Regions from separate parts of the Homo sapiens genome. Here regions 1 and 3 are each linked to region 2. The links are chromatin loops, found by intact Hi-C in ENCODE. Cell type or tissue: endothelial cell of umbilical vein. All regions are shown on one strand.

Evidence for each region. A loop is a pair of places that touch in the nucleus more often than their neighbours do. Peaks named below come from ENCODE experiments on the same cell type or tissue, not always from the same donor. Only the 100,000 strongest peaks of a DNase experiment are listed, where the experiment ranks them.
Region 1: a loop joins it to region 2, with 13 times the contacts of the local background. A loop is called at or near these places in 27 of 110 quality-filtered maps.
Region 3: a loop joins it to region 2, with 11 times the contacts of the local background. A loop is called at or near these places in 34 of 110 quality-filtered maps.

Annotation. Positions count from the first base shown.
Region 1 is chr6:3,977,399-3,979,898 of GRCh38, forward strand. It overlaps the pseudogene GLRX3P2. Among named protein-coding and RNA genes, the nearest start is that of PRP4K, 43 kb to the right of the region's middle. RefSeq lists a silencer at 897-1,191. In endothelial cell of umbilical vein, a CTCF peak has its summit at 1,023 (motif pointing left); a DNase peak (open chromatin) is centred at 963.
Region 2 is chr6:3,848,132-3,850,631 of GRCh38, forward strand. FAM50B (family with sequence similarity 50 member B) reads left to right here and starts at 1,242. Exons shown (of 2, transcript NM_012135.3): 1 at 1,242-1,355; 2 at 1,658-2,500. The coding sequence starts at 1,681. It overlaps LOC107986557 (a long non-coding RNA gene), which reads right to left and starts at 1,235. Exons shown (of 3, transcript XR_001743931.2): 1 at 1,185-1,235; 2 at 258-518. RefSeq lists a silencer at 916-1,035 and an enhancer at 1,306-1,425. In endothelial cell of umbilical vein, a CTCF peak has its summit at 1,178 (motif pointing right); a DNase peak (open chromatin) is centred at 1,120; H3K4me3 peaks cover 1,293 bases; H3K27ac peaks cover 663 bases.
Region 3 is chr6:3,989,793-3,992,292 of GRCh38, forward strand. No RefSeq gene overlaps it. Among named protein-coding and RNA genes, the nearest start is that of PRP4K, 30 kb to the right of the region's middle. RefSeq lists an enhancer at 955-1,454. In endothelial cell of umbilical vein, a CTCF peak has its summit at 1,234 (motif pointing left); a DNase peak (open chromatin) is centred at 1,189.

The sequences.
Region 1 (2,500 bases), 130 kb after region 2:
CCTGCAGGAGCCATTTGCAAATCAGACTTTCACCGAGCCTAAGCTCAGCTCCATCCCTGCCACCTTGGGAACAGAATTCTGGGAAGTATAGTTCCCAACCTCAGAAGAACGGTGGTGTCATCAGGTTGACAAGAGGCAATCCAGCACAGATGTTCTCCTTGCCTCTCAGTGTTCTGAAAGGTCATTCCGATGTGCTGGGCCTTTCTGCATCACTGCAATGGGCACTCAGGAAGCCCTTTCTGTACAAAAGCACATGTTCTCAAGTTCGTGTAGATTTTTATTATTTTAGTTTCTTCTCCTTTGTTTACTCTGTTCTCTCTGGAATTCCTAATATCATGCACCTCTGAGTTGATTCTCTAATTTTCTTATCTTTTCCCTTCCCTTCTCTCCTTCTGTCCTCCACACTGCCTTTTTTGTTCTTTCTGGGATATGTTATTGACTTTATCTTCCAAAGTATCTGCTTATTTATTTGAAGATTTTTAAAGCTTTTTATTTTTAAATAATTATAGATTCACAGGAAATATTATTTCAAAATTCAAAAAAAGGTACTGGGATGTCTCATGCACCGCCCCCCCAGACTCCCTCACTGTTAACATCCTGAACGACTATAGCATAATATCGAAAATGAAAAATTGAAATTGGTGGTGGCGGCAGCACGGTGGCAGGGGCAGCAAGGCGGCTGCAGCAGCTGTAGAAGAGGTCAGCTCAGCCGGCCAGTTTGAGGAGCTGCTGCGCCTCAAAGCCAAGTCCCTCCTTGTGGTCCACAATGTGCACAGATGAACGAAGTTATGGCAGAGTTAGCTAAAGAACACCCTCAAGTTTCATTTGTGAAGTTGGAAGCTGAAGGTGTTCCTGAAGTATCTGAAAAATATGAAATTGGCTCTGTTCCCACTTTTCTGTTTTTCAATAATTCTCAGAAAATTGACCGATTAGATGGTGCACACATCCCAGAGTTGACCAAAAAAGCTCAGCGACATCTAGTGGCTCCTTCCCACCCAGCACTGATGAACATCTTAAAGACCAAAAAAGCTCAGCGACATGCATCTAGTGGCTCCTTCCCACCCAGCACTGACGAACATCTTAAAGAAGATCTCAACCTTCGCTTACAGAAACTGACTCATGCTGCCCCCTGCATGCTGTTTATGAAAGGAACTCCTCAAGAACCACTCTGTGGTTTCAGCAAGCAGATGGTGGAAATTGTTCACAAACATAATATTTAGTTTAGCAGTTTTGATGTCTTTAGATCAAGAGGTTCGACAGGGGCTCAAAGCCTATTCCAATTGGCCTACCTATCCTCAGCTCTACGTTTCTGGAGAGCTCATAGGAGGACTTGATATAATTAAGGAGATACACGCATCTGAAGAACTAGATATAATTTGTCCCAAAGCTCCCAAATTAGAGGAAAGGCTCAAAGTGCTGACAAATGAAGCTTCTATGATGCTCTTTATGAAAGGAAACAAACAGGAAGCAAAATGTGGATTCAGCAAACAAATTCTGGAAATACTAAATAGTACTGGTGGTGAATATGAAACATTCGATATATTGGAGGATGAAGGAGATCGGCAAGGATTAAAAGCTTACTCAAATTGGCCAACATACCCTCAGCTGTATGTGAAAGGGGAGCTGGTGGGAGGATTGGATATTGTGAAAGAGCTGAAAGAAAATGGTGAATTGCTGCCTATACTGAGAGGAGAAAATTAATAAATCTTAAACTTGGTGCCCAACTATTGCAAGAAATACTTAATTACATTGGGAGCAGTTCATGATTTAGTCCTCAGAAATGGGCTAGGAATAGAAAAATCCTGCTTACTCAGTTACATGTTTTTTGTATTTCACAATGTCGTGCTAAATAAAAGTATGTTACATGTTTTCCCACTAAAAATAGAATGCAATAAACATCTTCAAATTATTAACAATAACTGTATAAAAAAGTGTATCTTTACAGCAATATTAAACATACAGCTACTAGAAAAAAACTGAAATTGGTACAATCTACAGAGCTCATTCAGATTTCACAAGTTACACATGCCCGTGTGTGTTTGGCATAACTTTTTGCAATTTTATCACTTGTGTTGTCTTGGATAGCCACCATCACAATCAAGATACACAACAGTACCATAGCCGTAAGAGTCCCGCATGTTACCACTTTATGAACATACCTATTCCCTCTTCCCCCATTCCTAATCCCTCACAACCAGTAATCTGTTCTCCATTTCAAAAATGATGTTTCATCAATGTTGCATAGATGAAATCACGCAACATGCTTAAGATTGGCTTTTTTTCACTCAGCATAATTTCTTCTAAGCTATGTGTGTGTTGTTTTTCTGTTTTTACTGTTAGTAGTATTTCCACAGTATAAATGTACTACAATTTGTTTAATCATTCACTCATTACAGAACATTTGGGTTGTTTCCAGTTTGGAACTATTATAAATAAAACTGCTATGAACATTTGCATATCTATTTATTTATCTTAGTCTCTACTCTATTATTTATTTCTA
Region 2 (2,500 bases):
AAGTGAGCACATGCTGCTGGAAAAATGGAGCCAGTAGGCGCTTGACGCTGTGTTGCCACAAATCTTCAATTTGTAAAAACAAAAACAAAACACACAGTATCCCAGAGCTCAATAAAATAAGATATTCTTGTATTCTGGTGATGGGGCAACAATGAGAAGGCTTTAGATTAAAAAAAATGCTAATTTCCTAGATTAAGGCAAGTGGTGGGGAATGGGAGAAAAAGGAAAGTGTGAAAGGCTCTTCTGTAATTGATTACCTGTGGAGGAACGTCATTCCAGGAAAAGGCCTAGGTTTCTGGCTTGGACAATTTGATGAGGGCTCACACCGTGCTGTTCTCCTCTGGATATGTGGGTGCCATATGTAATTATCATATGATTCACGCTTCTTGGTAAGGTTATGCTCACAGGCATTGTTGCTCTTAGGCGGGAGGAGGCTGAACCGCAGTATGTATTTCACAACCAGCTTTTCCAAACTAGGTCCCAGGAAGCACTGGTTTCGGCGAGTGTTACCAGATCTCCTGCAGGGGAGAAACGGTCACGAAACATGAACTGGTCTGCCCTGCTCTTGGAGAGTTACAGTGGAAACTGGCATGTTAGAGGCTCACAGTAAAGACACTGCTACACTTTAACTCAGTGTCCCATGGTTATTAGAGCTTAGAACCCGGGGGAAACTGCTGTATAGAAGAGGTCAAACAAGCTGAGTGCAGGTTTTGTCACGAAACTGGGGGGCGAGTAGGGTTCTATTATCAAAGAATGGTTGTGTTGGGGCCATAAGAAAGAATTACAGGCAGTGGTGCGCAGGTAATGTTCACGAGACGCCACAGCGGGGTAGCATCAGAGGCGGGAGGAGGAGGGTTGGAGAGCAGGGCCGTGTTGCAAGGCTCTCTGGGTGGCCACAGCAGCTTGCGCTGCGCCCACATTGCTTCTGCGTGTTTACAGTTGGGCACGAGAAGGCTCAGCACGCACGCACAGCAGGTGGGGGCCCGCCCTGCCCACAGCGTGAAAACAGGAGCCCCGGCCAGCCACGGCTGGGCAGGGCCAGAAGCGCCTCCTCCAGGATCCTCCCCGCGCTGGCCCGCCCCACAGGAGCACCGCCCCTACCAGGAGCCCGGAGCTCTTCCCAGGGCCCGCCTCCCCGCCAGGGGGCGATCCACCTCCACTTCCTGTTTCCGCAGCCGCCCTACCAGGAGCCTGGCACTCTCCTCAGGGCCCGCCTCCCCGCCAGGGGGCGCACCGCCTCCACTTCCTGTGTCCACGGCTGTCGCGAGAGCCCGGGGCGAGTGGGCCTCTGCTCGTGGGTGGTTCTCGTGGAGGTCAGCTCCCGCGTGTCTCCGCTCGACAGGGTGCTTGGGCAGGTAAGGGTCCGCTCAGTAGCCCAACCCTCTCTGTATGCAGCTCCCCAAATTCAGCGCTGCGCTCAGGCATGGCAGCCACCCGTTACGTGGGGCCGTTCGCATTTGCATTTATTGAGGTCAAATAAAATGCTGGAAATTGGTGCCTGGTGACACTGTCAGGTTGGTGGTTACCCTAGCAGGTCGGCCCAGCCCCTGAACGCTTCCATCACTGCCGAAAGCCCTGTGAGGAGGCGCAGAGCTGAGCATTCCCCGCCGTTGCGTGGGCCCCCCTCTACCTGCCGCGTTTTTCCTCTTTGCTGCAGAGCCCATCGGGTAGGCGCGGGCCATGGCGCAGTACAAGGGCACCATGCGCGAGGCAGGCCGTGCCATGCACCTCCTCAAGAAGCGCGAAAGGCAGCGGGAGCAGATGGAGGTGCTGAAGCAGCGCATCGCCGAGGAGACCATCCTCAAGTCGCAGGTGGACAAGAGGTTCTCGGCGCATTACGACGCCGTGGAGGCCGAGCTGAAGTCCAGCACGGTGGGCCTGGTGACCCTGAACGACATGAAGGCCCGGCAGGAGGCCCTGGTCAGGGAGCGCGAGCGGCAGCTGGCCAAGCGCCAGCACCTGGAGGAGCAGCGGCTGCAGCAGGAGCGGCAGCGGGAGCAGGAGCAGCGGCGCGAGCGCAAGCGTAAGATCTCCTGCCTGTCCTTTGCACTAGACGACCTCGATGACCAGGCCGACGCGGCCGAGGCCAGGCGCGCCGGAAACCTGGGCAAGAACCCCGACGTGGACACCAGCTTCCTGCCAGACCGCGACCGCGAGGAGGAGGAGAACCGGCTCCGAGAGGAGCTGCGCCAAGAGTGGGAGGCGCAGCGCGAGAAAGTGAAGGACGAGGAGATGGAGGTCACCTTCAGCTACTGGGACGGCTCGGGCCACCGGCGCACGGTGCGGGTGCGCAAGGGCAACACGGTGCAGCAGTTCCTGAAGAAGGCGCTGCAGGGGCTGCGCAAGGACTTCCTGGAGCTGCGCTCCGCCGGCGTGGAGCAGCTCATGTTCATCAAGGAGGACCTCATCCTGCCGCACTACCACACCTTCTACGACTTCATCATCGCCAGGGCGAGGGGCAAGAGCGGGCCGCTCTTCAGCTTCGATGTGCACGATGACG
Region 3 (2,500 bases), 140 kb after region 2:
TCCCTTGGGGCATACAGGGATTTAACTCTAGCTACTGGTCTATATACAGTGGAAGTGGTTGGGGATGTATAGAGGAATATTTACTTGCTCTTACAATGTAACTTCCTCATATAAAAAAGTGTATTAGGGCCAGGCGCAGTGGCTCACTCCTGCAATCCCAGCACTTTGGGAGGCCAAGGAGGGCGAATCATAAGATCAGGAGTTCAAGACCAGCCTGGCCAACATGGTGAAACCCCATCTCTACTAAAAATACAAAAAATTAGCTGGCGGTAGTGGCAGGCGCCTGTAATCCCAGCTACTCGGGAGGCTGAGGCAGGAGAATTGCTTGAACCAGGGAGGCAGAGGTTGCAGTGAGACGAGATCGTGCCACTGCACTCCAGAGCCCGGCTGACAGAGTGAGACTCCATCTCAAAAAAAAAAAAAAAAAAAAAAAGTGTATCAATTTCTTATAGCTGCCGTAACCAAGTGGCTTAAACAACAGAAATGTATTGTTTCACAGTTCTGAAGGCTGGGAATCAAAGATCAAGGTGTTGGGGCAGGGTGGGCTCTTTCTGGGGGCTGTGAGGCAAGGATCCGTTTCAGGCCTCTGTCCTTGGCTTGTAGAAAGCCATTTTCTTCCTGTGTCCCTGTACATTTACGCATATCTCCATGTACAAGTTTCTCCTTTTTTTTTTTTTTTTTCAGACGGAGTCTCGCTCTGTCACCGGGCTGGAGTGCAGTGGCGCGATTTTGGCTCACTGCAAGCTCTGACTCCCTGGTTCAAGCGATTCTCCTGCCTCAGCATCCCGAGTAGCTGGGACTACAGGCACGCGCCACCACGCCCAGCTAATTTTTGTATTTTTAGTAGAGACAGGGTTTCACCATGTTGGCCAGGATGGTCTTATCTCCTGACCTCATGATCCGCCTGCCTGTGCCTCCCAAAGTGCTGGGATTGCAGACGTGAGCCACCGCGCCTGGACAGTTTCTCCTTTCTATAAGCACAGCAGTCATACCGGATTAGGGCGCCCATCCATAACCGTCACCAAACAGAGGGTTAGTTGCTTGCTGCCTGCGTAGTCCAATTAACAAGAGCGAGGTCTGGCATAAAGAAAGCGGTTTCTTCCGAAGCTAGCTTGGGGAAGAGTCGTGAACGTTAGTCCTGCCTTTACATGTGACGTTTTGCTCCCAGAGCAGAAAGTAGGCACTTATCCAAGGCCGGGGAAGGAGTGAGCAAGGGCGAGGGGTCCCCCTGCTGGCCCAGTGCCTTAACTACTGGGTAGCTGAGTTGGTGCCTTCCTGGGCAGAAGTTATAAAAGTGGCCAAGTGGGCGTGCTTTTGACATGCCCTCCTGGTGGGTGGGAGTTCCAAGGCAACCCCTCCTAGAGGGTGAAGGTTCTGAGGCAGGCATGCTTTGGGGGCATAAGCCGGGGGAAAGGGGAGAGGAGAAAATAATTAAAAAATAAACTGAAAAATGAGAGTACTCAGTTACATAATGAACTCATTTTAACTTGATTCCCTCTTTACAGACCTTATCCCTAAATAAGGCTATATTCTGTAAACCAAAAATAAAATCTTAAGATCCGTCAGCCATCTGAATGGACTCCTCCTCTCTGCCAGAGCATTCCAAAGTTAACCGGAAAAACTGGTTCAGGCCATGATGGAAATGGGGGGGTCAGACATGGCTCGTTATACCATCCCCACTTATGGAATTCAGAAAGAGCCAACCAGCATTTAACATCAACACAGAACTTATGTCTAATAAGAAACATTTAGTCTATTCTCTCTGAGGCATGCTATCTGGAGGCTTCATTTGCATAATTTAAAAGTTGGTCTCCACAACCCCTATCGAAACCCAGACATTCTATTGATAACTCTTTTAACCAATTGCCTATCAGAAAATTTTAAAATCTACCTATGACCTGGAACTGCCCCTCACCCTCCATCTTTGAGTTGTGACACCTTTCCAGACCAAATCAATGTATATCTTACATGTATTTGATTGATGTCTCATGTCTCCCTAAAATGTATAAAACTAGGCTATTCCCCAACCACCCTGGGCACATGTTCTCAGGATCTCGTGAGGGCTGTGTCATGGGCATTGGTCACTCATATTTGGCTCAGAATAAATCTCTTCAAATATTTTACAGAGTTTGACTCTTTTCATCAACAATTCTGAGGTGCTGGGGGTCAAGACTCCAACATATGAAATTCGTGAAGCAGGGGACACAATTCAACCCATAACAAGGAGTTACATGTTTTTAAAAGAGAGGTAAAGCACAAGAAAACATATTTGGTCTTTGTGCCAGTTCCAGGTACATGGCTTCTAAAACCCTTGGAATCTCCCGTGTGATAAGATTATCTTCTGTATGATAATGAGCTGACTGGTGCCTGGGGTTGCCTGGATGGCCTCAGGATGAGGGTGGATTGATAAAAGACCTAGGCATCTTTAGAGGCTGGAACTTCTAGCCCCACTCCCAATCTCTTGGGACGGAAAGTTGAGTTAATCACCAATGGCCAATAA